2 separate regions of the Homo sapiens genome follow, and region 2 is linked to region 1. A link is a contact called in ENCODE Hi-C or POLR2A ChIA-PET data. All regions are on one chromosome and are shown on one strand. Each heading gives the region's core, a stretch centred on a gene start or an enhancer-like site at or near the end of the contact. The rest is flanking DNA. Distances are from core to core; before and after follow the strand shown.

What was found. Hi-C counts contacts between places; a loop is a spot of excess contacts on that map. ChIA-PET counts read pairs that join two places held with the same protein, here RNA polymerase II (POLR2A). Pooled maps may share reads with other maps.
Region 2: a map with no recorded cell type shows a loop between it and region 1 (2.2-fold over the local background). The contact joins two enhancer-like sites. A Hi-C loop is called at or near these places in 1 of 37 single-sample maps with no recorded cell type and 1 of 50 pooled maps. POLR2A ChIA-PET finds 5 or more read pairs at or near these places in 1 of 52 experiments (common myeloid progenitor, CD34-positive).

The regions. Positions count from the first base shown.
Region 1 is chr2:7,705,563-7,711,948 of GRCh38, reverse strand. No RefSeq gene overlaps it. Among named protein-coding and RNA genes, the nearest start is that of LINC01871, 17 kb to the left of the region's middle. Within about 2 kb of position 4,973, at least 2 of the 41 ENCODE cell types and tissues checked have a DNase peak (open chromatin) inside an H3K27ac peak, as active enhancers do.
Region 2 is chr2:8,541,087-8,547,496 of GRCh38, reverse strand. No RefSeq gene overlaps it. Among named protein-coding and RNA genes, the nearest start is that of LINC01814, 40 kb to the left of the region's middle. RefSeq lists enhancers at 3,044-3,103, 2,766-3,272, 3,273-3,779, 3,754-4,043, 4,054-4,103 and 3 more and a silencer at 2,244-2,538. Within about 2 kb of position 4,201, at least 27 of the 41 ENCODE cell types and tissues checked have a DNase peak (open chromatin) inside an H3K27ac peak, as active enhancers do.

The sequences.
Region 1 (6,386 bases), core at 3,724-6,223:
ATGATGGCAGCTTCCTCACAGGAAATCCATTAGGATCAAGAGATCCATGCACATCAAGTGCCCAATAGATAGTGGGGGCTTGGTAGCCATCCTCCCTGTCCATTGCTGTTAGAGAACTGGGAGACTTTGCTTTTCTCCCTTTAGTTCATTTCTTAGTTAGCTCAGACTGTGGTAACGGAATACCCAGACTGCGTGGCTTAAATAACAAACATTAGTTTCTCACAGTTCTGGAGGCTGGGAAGTCCAAGATCAAGGTGATGGCACATTCAGGGTCTGGGGAGGACCCACTTCCTGGTTTGCAGGTGGAGGGTGGAGATCGCAGAGAGAGAGAAGCAAACTTTCTGTTGTCTCTCCTTATAAGGGCACTAATCCCAACACAAGAGCTCTATCTTCCTGATCTAATCACCTCCCAAAGGCCCCATCTCCTAATATCATCTCAGTGAGAGTTGGGAGTTCAACCTAGGCATTTTGGGGAAACACAAACATCAGATCATAACAGCTTCACCCTGCCAGTCATCATTCTGAAACTCAGTTCTCCTCCCAAGTGCTGTGGGAGTGCAGCATAGGGTGTGGATACATAGCTGGAAGGAAAAGGGCAGCCTGAGGGCAGGGGTTAGCAACCATGAGATATGCTCTGTTTATTCTCAGCAATGGGAGACAGACAGCCCAGTGTTGCAGCTCAGAAACTGATACCTCAAAATATAGCATTTTGACATGCTAAATTGAAGAAGCCTCAAGGTCTCTCTGACCCCACCCCCACCCAACTGTCTCTCCCAAAGAAGGTGATATTCCTTTATCTGTCTAGGATCCAGACCCACCAAGGAGAAGGATTGTTTTTTCTTCTCCTCCCTGTTATCTCATTATCTATTGCAAAGAAGACCAAGATGTAAGCACACCTGAGAAGACCCTTTACAAGCATAATCACTGTCTCCAAGGATCACTCATATTACAAAAATAACTATTTACAAATTGGGTGTGGTGGCTCACACCTGTAATCCTAGCACTTTGGGAGGGTGAGGCAGGTGGATCACTTGAGGTTAGGAGTTTGAGACCAACCTGGCCAATATGGTGAAACCCTGTCTCTACTAAAAATACAAAAAAATTAGCCAGGTGTGGTGGTGGGTGCCTGTAATCCCAGCTACTTGGGAGGCTGAGGCAGGAGAATAGCTTGAACCCAGGAGGCAGAGGTTACAGAGAGCTGAGATAGCACCATTGCACTCCAACTCCATCTCAAAAACAAAAAACAAAAAACAAAAAAAAAACAAAAAAAAACGCAACTATTTACAAGTTAATCTCTGCTTCTAGGATCCAATCATTCTCCTTAGCAACTGTGTATTGCCCTTCAATATAATTCAATTCTTCTTTTCCCACCTCCCTTAACTTGTTTTACCAGGATCCAAGCCCCCATTATTTTGTAACCCTAAGGTGGTGTATAAGCTTCTGGGTCTTCATTCTGAAGGCTCCTGTGTATACACATAGAATAAATGTGTATGCCTTTTCTCCTGTTAATCAATCTGCCTCATGTCAGTGATTTTTTAAGTGAACCCTTAGAGAACCAAGGGGCTGTGGCCCCCATATGAGATCTTTTGGGAAAGTTGCAGAGGTTGTGTTTTGTACAGAGGTCATTTGGAGAGAGAAGCTTGTGGCACAGATGCTACGAGGCAAGATAAGGAGACAGAGAAACGTCAAGGAGGAGGAGGAAGAGGAAGCAGCTGTTTTCCATGTGGGAGCCATGGGAGCTGCAGGCCTTTCCAGGCTGAGATATGTGGGTGTTCGGCTGGATTCCAGTGAGCGGAACTCACAGCTCTTCCACCCCTGCCCATCTCACCTACAGAGATGCTTCTGTCCCTACCAGCTGAGCTGAGTGACTCAACCCAAGCAGCTGAGTCAGGCCACAAAGAAAGCTGTCTCTACCATGGGGATACCATGAACTTTGGGGATGTTTCTACTTGAAGACGACTCTGTTGTTGGCTCTGTGGGAGCATGAACCTTAGCCTCCTGCTGAATGGCACATGTCTTATTCTGCTCAGGCTGCTAGAAGAAAATACTGTAGACAAGAGACATTTATTTTTCACAGTTCTGGAAGCTGGAAGTCCAAGAACAAGGTGCTGGCAGATTCTGTTCCTGGTGAGGGCTCTTTTCCTGGCTTGCAGGTGGCTGCCTTCTGACTGTTCTCATATGGCAGACAGGGAGAGAGAGAGAAAGTGCTCTGGTCTCTCTTCCTTTTCTTATAAGGATAAAAATCCCATCAAGAGAGCCCCACCCTCGTGATGTCATCTAACCCTAAGTACCTGCCAAAGGTCCCACCTCTAAACACCATCACACTGGGTGTTAGAGCTTCAACATATACATTTTGGAAGAGCCCAGATAGTCAGTCCATAACACTGCACCTTCATGTATGTCCTCTTACTGTGCGTATGATGGGGAAAAAGAGCCTGGGAGAGAAAGGCCAGTTTGCCTTGGCCTAAAATGCCTGTACGTTGAGTGGAGGACAGTGCTGTGTGGCCCATCATTTATGATTATTCTTTCAAGATATATAATATTTCAAACCTACTTGAGAGTGGCTCTTCCAGCTATCACTCTTTCTGGAACTCCTGTATTTTGATACAAGAAGGTGAATATTTAGAACTTTTAATAACCTTGTGGGTATGGGGTTGAAGCAGGGAGTAAACAAATCTCAGAGTGCTGATCTGGGGCTTTTCTTAGGTGAATCTGGTTTTCTGACAAACATAATTACATGCCTCAAATACCTCTTCTCTCCACAGCCAAATCTGTTTATTCTATATATAAAACCCTTATCCCATTAAATATTAGCTCAGTATTAATCTTCATTAAAATTAAACAGCAAGGAAGGAAGATTAAGGTCTATCAGTCACTTAACTTACTAGTGCACTACTCATTTTCCTCCTGCTGTTTAGCATAAGAAGGTGGGGCTAAGGGGAGGTTCCTAGGAAATATTTTTTCTTCTTTTTTTGAGACAGTCTCACTCTGTCACCCAGCCTGGAGTGCAGGGGCACGATCTTGGCTCACTGCAACCTCTGCCTCCCAGGTTCAAGCAATTCTCCTGCCTCAGCCTCCCAAGTAGCTGGGACTACAGGCAAGTTCCATCATGCCTGGCTAATTTTTGTATTTTTAGCAGAGACGAGGTTTCGCCATGTTGGCCAGGTTGGTCTCGAACTCCTGACCTCAGGTGATCCACCTGCCTGGGCTTCCCAAAGTGCTGGGCTTACAGGCATGAGCCACCACACCCACCCAGAAATTTTGATGAGGGAATTAATTGGATGCTGATGTTGTAGCCCACGACTTCTTGAGAAATGGGGCTTACTGAAATCACTATTAGTGGGCTATGGGGCCATGAAGAAAGGGCTAGTAGGGTAGATAGGAAGATACTCCATGCTCAGCAATATTTCAGGAAACTGGTTCTCACCCTCTCTCCCTTTCTTCTCCTGGGAGCTGTATGTCATTCTAGTACAGTTCAAGTCCATCATGGGTTCACCAGGGTTTAGTCGACATGTTAAGCATCATGTAGAATGTTGATGTTACTGAAAGAAAATGTGGCTTAGGTTCTCAGCAACCAAATTTCAATTTAATTTTTGTACAATAGTCAGTGTGGAAAGAAAGAGGGACTTCTTACTATACTTGCAAATGTGTAAAGCTGTGCTATTTTCAGAACAGCCTGGGATGTAAGGACCATATGTAACCCTCTGGTCATCTAATCCCAAACCCTTAATTAAAAAGGAGGAAAGGGGCCACCAGAGAAGATGAGTGTCTTGCTCTAAGCCAAGCTGCTGACTGAAGAATAGGGACCCCAGAGTTCAGCTGAGGGTCTTCTCTTCTGTCTGTGATGCCTCCCTCAATCTATCTCCCTTCCCATCTCTTCCTTCTGCCTCTAGTACTGCTCCTACCCAACCCCGCCCCCATCTCTAGATCTTCCCTATCTACACTTGTTTCTGATTCACGTGGAAATAGCTCTGGCTCTACTCATCTTTTGCCCTGGCTCTACTTATTTCTTGTTAGTTAAGACATCCTGACTTTAATGAAGGTAAAGAGCCTGCAGGGGTGGGCAGAGTGGAACTAAAATGCCAGTGGGATGAGTAGAGCATGATTCATTCTTAAGTCTGTCCTGGCTCAGGGAAACTTTGAGGAGAAGGAGAGTAGAGGGGCTTATAGACTCATTACTTAGAAAAGCATTATGATGAAGGATATGTATCTGTGATAGACCCACAGTGCACATAGGAATGATAGGAACTGACATTATGTTTTAGGAAAAGCAGATTTGTCCTTGACTGGAAATGGAAATGGTGATAGTAAGAAGCAATTCTCCATTCAGCTATGAATACAAATCTCTAATTTTAATACATTGAAAAGGTTTGCTTTTAGGAATTCAAAAAGTATATACTTTCCTAAGTAGTGGGTGCATGTTTAATTAAACACTACCTTGAATTCACTGGGCCTGCCATGCTTCTGGTGTTTCACACTTTGATGTCCGGATAGTAGGCGGTGGGAGCCCCAGGGCCACAGCTGAAATGGTAAAGGGAGACAGATGTCCAGGCTAGAGTCAGCAATCCTGGGTCTGAGACCTTTAAGCTATTAGAGCATGTCAATAGACTGATACTGAGAAAGCCAGACAGGTAAAGGGTGAAAATGAGGAGCAGCTGTAGTGTATTAAGAAAAGCACAGAATTACAGCCAAGCTGCCATGGGTTTGAATCTTAGCTTCATACCATACAAATTGTGTAAACTTGGCAAGGACTTGTCTTTTTTTTTTATTTGTAAGGAAAAGTTGGATGATAACTTCCTCCACAATAATATATTTGACATTCAAAACTAATATATGAGGAAAAACTTAGCACAATACCTGGCATGGAATAGGTGATTAATAATTGCTGAGCACATTTGAATATTAAATAAGTAGGCAAGTAGCAGAGGTCAAGATGCGAGGGGTGAAGAAGCCGAGATTTGTTGTGAGTCATGGTGATGTGTATGGACAGTCAAACCTCTGTGACCTGAACTATGGAAACAATCAAGACTATAAGGGAAAGAACAATAAAAAAAAATCTATCAAGCAATTATGTATAGCCTTTCTACATTCTCTTATATGCATTCTCATGGAAACACCAGAAATAAGAATTTTTGTCTCATTTTATAACAACTGTAATCAAGAAAATGAGGCTTCTAAGAGCTTTTCCGAAGACACACAGTTGGTCAGGTAGATAGTGAATGGAACCCAAGCCAATTTGATTCCAAAGCTCAGGATTATTCCATGCTGCTTAATGCTTCACTTAACCTAACCTCTAGGGCTCTGGTTCTGTACAAGATGGAGCAGGCTCACACCTTCTTCTCTCTCCCACTGAATGCAATTTAGAGAGAAATTGTAGCATTAATGCTTCCATTAGAAAAAAGCAAGGGCTCAGGCCGGGCGCGGTGGCTCACGGCTGTAATCCCAGCCCTTTGGGAGGCCGAGGTGGGCAGATCACCAGGTCAGGAGATCGAGACCATCCTGGCTAACACGATGAAACCTCGTCTCTACTAAAAATACAAAAAATTAGCCGGGCCTGATGGCGGGTGCCTGTAGTCCCAGCTACTCGGGAGGCTGAGGCAGGAGAATGGCGTGAACCCGGGAGGTGGAGCTTGCAGTGAGCTGAGATCGCGCCACTGCAGTCCAGCCAGGGAGACAGAGCGAGACTCCGTCTCAAAAAAAAAAAAAAAGGAAAGAAAAAAGCAAGGGCTCAAGTCAATCAAAGAAACCAGAAATGAAAGAGCAATATAAACACAAAGCAGGCCGAAGGGAGGAAATGAAAAGGAGCAGAAATCAATGAAATTAAAAAGAACAACAGAAACCCAGTAGAGAAAAATCAATAATACCCAAAACCTGTGGTTTGAAAAGGCCAATGGAATTGATAAACCTCTAGCAAGAATGACTAAGAAAAAAGGAAGAAAGATATAAATTGACCAATATGGGGAGTAATAGAGAAGATGGCAGCAGATTCACAGACATTTAATAGCAAATAAGGAAATTCCATTTATGATCATTAAGATCTTGGGAAAATTGCTTAACCTTAGTTCTTCACTCCATCCCCCAGGCTGAAGTGCTGTGGTGCCATCGGGGCTCACTGTAGCTTTGACCTCCTGGGGTCAAGCCATCTTCTTGCCTCAGCCCCCAAGTAGCAGATACTACAGGCACATGCAACCTGTAATTAAGAAATTAATTAAAAAATTAATCTTTAAATTTTTTTTTTTTAGAGTGGAAGTCTTGCTGTTTTTCCCAGGCTGATGAACTTTTAGGCTCAAAGGAAACTTCCACCTGGGTTCTTAATTTAACCATAATTCTTACATCAATAAAATTAGAATATATTACCATAAATCATCATGGAAGATTGTTGTAGG
Region 2 (6,410 bases), core at 2,952-5,451, 840 kb before region 1:
GGCCGTGCTGTCCAGGGGTCAGAGATGAGGTCAGGGCTGGAGGTACCACTGGGAGAGGCTGGTGCAGATAGCAGTAGAGGCCGCTGGAGTCGGGGGCCAGCCTAGAGAGGGGGTTCAGCAGGAGAAGACACAGCTCCCCCTATGACTTGAGGCACCTTAGTTTTAACAGCCAGGTAGAGGACTCTGGCCCAGTCAAAGAGACAGAGAACGGACAGAGGGAAGGCAGAAGGAATGGACCCATCACAGACACTGGGGACACGGTTGTTTCGAAAGTTGCTTGGGCAGCAGGGCTTAAGGCTGGTGGGACGTAGAGTACGAGGATGACAGAAATGTCTCTTGGATTTAGAAAATGGGGTTGTTGGTGACATTGGCAAGAGTCGCCTTGGAGAAGTGGGGCAGAGGCTGCTTGGCAGCGTGGGGTGAGTGGGTGGAGGAGAGGAAGTGGGGGAGGCCTGGAAACCCTTAGAAGACGCCTGTGAGGGAAGAGAGGTGAAGGAGTAGCTGGGGAGGCTGCGGGGTGGAGGGAAGACTTCGTCATTTAATTTCGGGAGGGAGAGGTTTCAGCATTCTCCTGACAGATGTGTTGTCCCTCCATTCCATCCCTTAAAAAGAAGAGCTTGTGACTGCAGGTCATTACTGCACAATAGACATCCTTGTGAAAGGACAGATGCTATTATCATCTTCGCTTTACATACGAGGCCCAAAGTGGTTATGCAACTTGCCCAAAGCCACACAGCTGCTAACTAGAGCCGGGATGAATCAGACACAGTTAACCTGAGCCTAACTCAAGGGTCCGGGTCTTAACTCTTTGACTCTTTTGCTCTGCTGCCTTTCAGTTGAGCCTGGGTCATTATCACGTGTCTGTGCCCCTGATGGACGCCAGCCTGTATGGGAAGGGTGGTCATGTTACCGCGTATCCACCAGCCCTGTGCTGGGTGTTGGAGCTCATGGCAGCCCATTTGTGGTCTCTTCCCAACTCCACAAGCGGGGATGAAACCGGCTTCAGCGGGAGTGATTATACCGCCGAAATTGGCAGCCGCTACAGATCAGAGCTATTTTTAATCCCCTCCCCAGGCCCCAGTGGAGCTGGTTGTTAGACAGTTACCAGCACACCACACGCTTGTCCATACAGAACACCAAGGTGGGCTCAGTGCAAACCCTCCACCTCTGACAAACCTTCTGCCTTGGGCGAGCCACTGAGGACCCGTGGCTCCCTTAGAGCTCCCTCACCCTGCCCTGCAGTTGGGAGAGTCTCCACCCCTCAAAGGCCACAGTGACCTGGCCTCCGATTTGCTGATCCCCGGCAGGGCGGGCGGCAGGAGGGCGGGAAGGTGGCCTGCCATGCCTGGGAGCCCTGGCTGCTGGGCTGGACGGAGTGAGACTCCCCACCTGCTGTCCCTGCCCCGGCTTCCCTCCTGTCACCCCCTTCCCTCCACATCAACGCAGCAGCAGCAAGAGGCGACGCTCCAGACCCCGACTTTCAGAGTGATCACCTCTACATGTCAAAGTGCAGCATGGTTTAAAGGAAGATGAAGGGACGTATTAAAAAGGGAAGAAGGGGCCAAGGGCTCTCTCGGGCCTCAGGGACAACCCAGGCAGGGCTGTGGGCTTCCTTCACAGAGCACCTCCGGGTGCTCGGCTTTGCCCTAGAGAAGGTGGGGCTTTCCGTCCATTTTACAGATAAGGAAACTGAGGCACAGAAAGAGGAAGTGACCTGCCCCAGAACACACATCGGTGAGGGGCGGACTCCAGAGGCTCCAGGACTCACTCTTGTGTTCCTGTAGGGCCCGGGGAGAGAGAGAGATTGACTCAGAACCAAAAGTTGTTTCCGCCCCCTGTTAGGGAGCCACATTTCCCGACTTCCAGGATGAAGAAAGGCTTTTCCTGGACTGACTGAGAGGCTGACAGGGTGGTGGACGGCTGGTGTTCTGGCATCTCGGTTTCCCAGCCGGCTCCCATGCGGCAACCGGGAGGGTTCTGTGGCTTCATTGTCATCTTCATCATCGTGGCAGGGCCTGCTTGGGCCCGTATCTGCCACCTGCCTGGTCTAGGCCAGGCACGACGTGGGTGCTGAGGCGTCTCCTCTCCACCTCCTGGGCTTGGCCGCTGTGGCTGGTGTCTGGGCCCCTTGTCCCAACCTCCAGCCTGCAGTGCCCACTCCCACGTGAAAGACTGGCTCGTACATTTCCCCATTCAGCTGATGGTGAGTGCTGCGCTATTTTAAGCCCACATGGAAGTACTTTTTTTTTTTTTTTATAAGGACCATCTGCTACCGGCCCCAGCCCAGATGATACAGTTAGAGCCTACCCACAGCATCCTCCCCGCCTTCAGACAGTTCCAGGAACAGGGGTGAGTCACGCCCAGCTGAACTCCCGTCTAGCTCACCCGAGAGCTGGACCGGGCGCCAGCAGAGGGGGCTGCGCACGCTCCGTGGAGCAGGTGCACTCTGCCACCTCCGAGAGATGGGAAGGGGACCCTCACCCTCTGTCCCAGCTGTGCCCTGCTCCCTGTGAGGGACCAAGGCCTGGGTCACAAGTTCAATAGCAGATGCTGCTTCTTGTCACAGCAGCTTGTCCCACAGCAGGCCACACAGAAGCCACCCTGTTCTGGCTGCCCCTGGAAGCACCTTGGGTCTGCCTTGGTGCAGAGAGGGTGGGTCCCCCTTGCTGGGCTGCTTGGGATGGTGTCCTGGGTGGACATGCAGCTTGGGCCACTGGGAAGATGCGATTAAACACTGACCACCCCATTTTCTTTCTGGGTGAAGCATCAGGGCCCAGGCAAGCCTCCTCCACTGTGCTCACTCCCCCTCTCTCCTCTGACCCCTTCTCTCCTCTTCCCATCTCAGCACCTAGCGGCACGCTGTGAGCAGAGGTCGTCGGGGCAGAGACCCCAGTCAGACTTTGAATCTGGGCTCTGCCCCTCATAGGTGGATAGGTGGTGGAACCCAGGGCCAGGCCTATTTAATCCTGAGCCTCCCTTTGCACATCCGTAAAATGGGGATAGTCTTAGCTGCCTCCTAGGGTATGTGAACAGGAGTGGGATGATGCATGGAAGGATCCAGCATGCCACCTGGCTGATACTTTCTCCTCACTAGGGATTCTGAAGGGCCCGCCCTTGGCATTGGCTGAAACGCGGTGGGAGTATTGAAAACGCTGGACCTGTAACTCCACAGAGAAGCGCCTCCCCACCTCAACACCAGCACTGTTCTCAATGTGTGGTGGCCTCTCCCTGCCTGAGAGCTGGTCATTTTGGCTTCAGGGAGCCGGGTGAGGCAATGCACGGCCAGCAGGTCATTTGACCTCAACAGCGCAGGCTCTGCCGGCTGCGATTCCATCACCCCTGGACTAGCAGAACCACTGCCTTTGCAGGAGTCTCAAAGGCCTGGGCTTTTGGGGGTGCTTCTCCGCCACTCCTGACTGCTTCTTTCCCTTCGGGGGCCGTGGCTGGTGCCTGCTGCGGGGTCATTGCGTGACGCGAGCACCGCAGCATCTCAGGTGCACGCGCCCTTCGATGGCCCTGAGGTGCCCGGGAGCAGGCGAGGGCCGAGTCTTAACAGCTCCACTTCCTGTCCCCGAGTCTATCTGCCACTGCTCTGTAGAGTCCTACAGTTTATCTGTGGTCAGTTTTCTTACCCATTTCCTGCCAGCTGCTACTGGTTTTTTAGTCAGCTCTGACAGCTACGGTAATTGGGAAAGGACGCAGGCTGCTGGGGCCGGGTGATTCACCAGCTCTGGCCAACAGGGACAAGGAGCACAGACGGAGGCACCCCGTCGGTCCCCCAGGGCCTGGTCCCCCAGGCTTCAATGAGTGAGACACAGAAAAGACCCAGGGGCACACTCATTGTGAACCGAAAGCTGATCTCTGTGCACGCGCGCGTGCATGTGACATAAGGGAATTTTTTTTTTTTGAATGTGCCAGAGCCAATATAAATGGTTTCATGTTTTGAGAAGTCAGAACATAACTCCAGGCTGAGTGAGGCCCCTCTCCCGGGGAGCCCCATGTTTTCTCTGAGGTGTAACTGCGGTGAGTTGTCTGTGCCTCAGATTAGGATACTGGAGTCACACTTAACATTTTATTTCATGGCATTTCCAAAAACGAAGGGAAAACCCCCATTGCAGCAAATGACTCCTCCAAATAGAAAACTTTGTGTCTGTTTTGTAAATGCTGTGGAAGGGAGTTTTGGAGCTGCCTCACTGTCAGTCATCGCCCAGCCAGGTGCCTTTGGTTGCTGAGTGTTGCACTCAGGGGTGGGCTGCTGGCTGCCGAGCAGTGCCCCTCAGAGGCGGGGGCAGGACCAGCCACACAGCCTCACCTGTCTGGGCCTCTGGAGCCAGCGCCTCCGAGTTTTACCTGACTCTCCGGGTGGCCCTGTTGCCTACTCTAGTGTGAGAAGCACCTCTCTAGACTTTACTGGAAGCTAATATTAATTTTATTGATAGCCGTGGGTTATGGAGCATGAAAATGATCCTCCAATGCAGAATGAAATGACCCACTTCACACAGATTTACTGCCTTCCTCCCAGGCACCAGGATCTGTGCTGGGCACAGCAAGGGACCACCTGGCCTCGGGAGCTAAGGGCTCTGTCTCCAGGGGTCCCAGTCTGGAGAAGGTGGGTAAAGCAAACAAGGAAGCCTCCTAATAAGAAGTTCCCTAATCAGACATGGACTTTGCTGCCAGGAGCACCCAGTGGGGCCAGCCTGGGGCCCAGGGAGGTAAGCAGAAGGGGCTCACTGTAGTAGTAGGTGAGACACAAACAGTTTCATCCATGGGTAGGAAATAGATGAGGGGGAGGGAGAGAGTTAGGAGATGGTCATGGAGATTGCGGGTGCTAAGAATGGCCTTGGTGGGTTTGGGGTCATCCCTGCTCTGACACTGTACAGCACAGTCAGCTTGAACCAGTCCCTGACCTCTCTAAGGATCAGTTTTCTCATCCATGCAATGGGTTTAATGATAGTTCCTTTTGTGATTGTTGTGATACTTCAATGAGAGAATAATGCAAAGTGCTTAGTGCAGCCCTCACTAAGCTCAGTAAGGAGGGTGACTGCATCTGAGGGCAGTGGGAGCCACTGAGGGGGTTTCAGCCGGTGAGTGACGGGAGCAGATTTTTTTTTCTTGAATAATTCCTGGAAATGCTTTGATCATTTAGGCCAGCAGAGGCTCTTGGTTGAGCATGAGACGCATGAACCATTAAGATTGCAGGATATAATCATGTGCAAATTTTAGACAATACCTGAAATCCTAAAATGCATTTCCTTTTTCCCATCGCCATAGTTTTGGATCCTAAAATCAACCAAAAGCAGAATCTGACCACTTTCCAAAGCAATGGTCCTTTAGATTGAGAACAAAATCGTGGAACAGCGCTTCATTTTTCCCGTCTCAAGAAGTCACAAGGCCCAGAATGCAAGAAAATCATGGCTTTTCGATGACCAGGCCTTGTTGGAATGGCTGAGAAGCTCCTCAGCCCCGACCAGGTGCAGTGACTGCATTCGGCTCTCACGGAGCAGGTCTGAGTGGAGCCAGGATTTGCTCTGTTCAAAGATAAAAACCACTGGAGAGGGAAGCAGCAGATCACAGGGAGCGATCTCAATCCTATAGGGGCCTGCTCCGGGGTGTTTTGCACGAGGCTCCATGTTAAATAAGCCTCCATTCGAGCGCAGCCTCAGGACGGCCATCCTTCATTCCTCTCAGTCACACACCTTCCACTTCAGGATGGCCATCCTTCATTCCTCCCAGTCATGCACCTTCCACTGCCTGGTTCTCTGAGCGCTTCCGTCTAGCGGGAGAGACGCCTTCGACCAATAATTGCACATAGGTCTGGATGATGCCCAGCCACAGTCACTCCTCTAAAAGCAAGGAACTTGCTTCTGCAGAGTCAAACGGAGCTCACGTGAGGTTCCTGGAGGCACTGAGGTTTCTTTCTAGTCTCCTGTTTTGCACAGACCTTTTTCTTACTGAGCAATTCACTATCTGCTGGCTTCGGAAGAGGTGGATTGGGTTTCAGGTGGGGGCACCAAGAAGCAGCCAGATGTCCAAATTTGGAGGCAACTCAGGCCACCCAAGTGCCTGCACAGGAAAATGTATGCAGCTGCCGTGCCACATCAAAGGCAGGTGGTCCAGGGTGATCCGGGTGCTATTCGTGGCACAGGCACCAAAGTACTGTCATCCGAAGCATCCTCTATCTCGGTTTCCTCATCTCTAAAATGGGGCTCCATCTAAGTTTTCTGGTTCTGCAAAAACTCCTGAGCAAACCACTTCACTAGCCAGGAACCTGGTATGCCTGCCATGCCTGGGGCAGGCAGGGCTTTCCAATTTCCTCCCCAAGGTTTTCTGAGAATTCATCTGACAGTGTCTGTAAATGTCCCTCCATTCTCTTTCATAGAGGAAATGCTCACATTAGAAGAAAGTCTCTT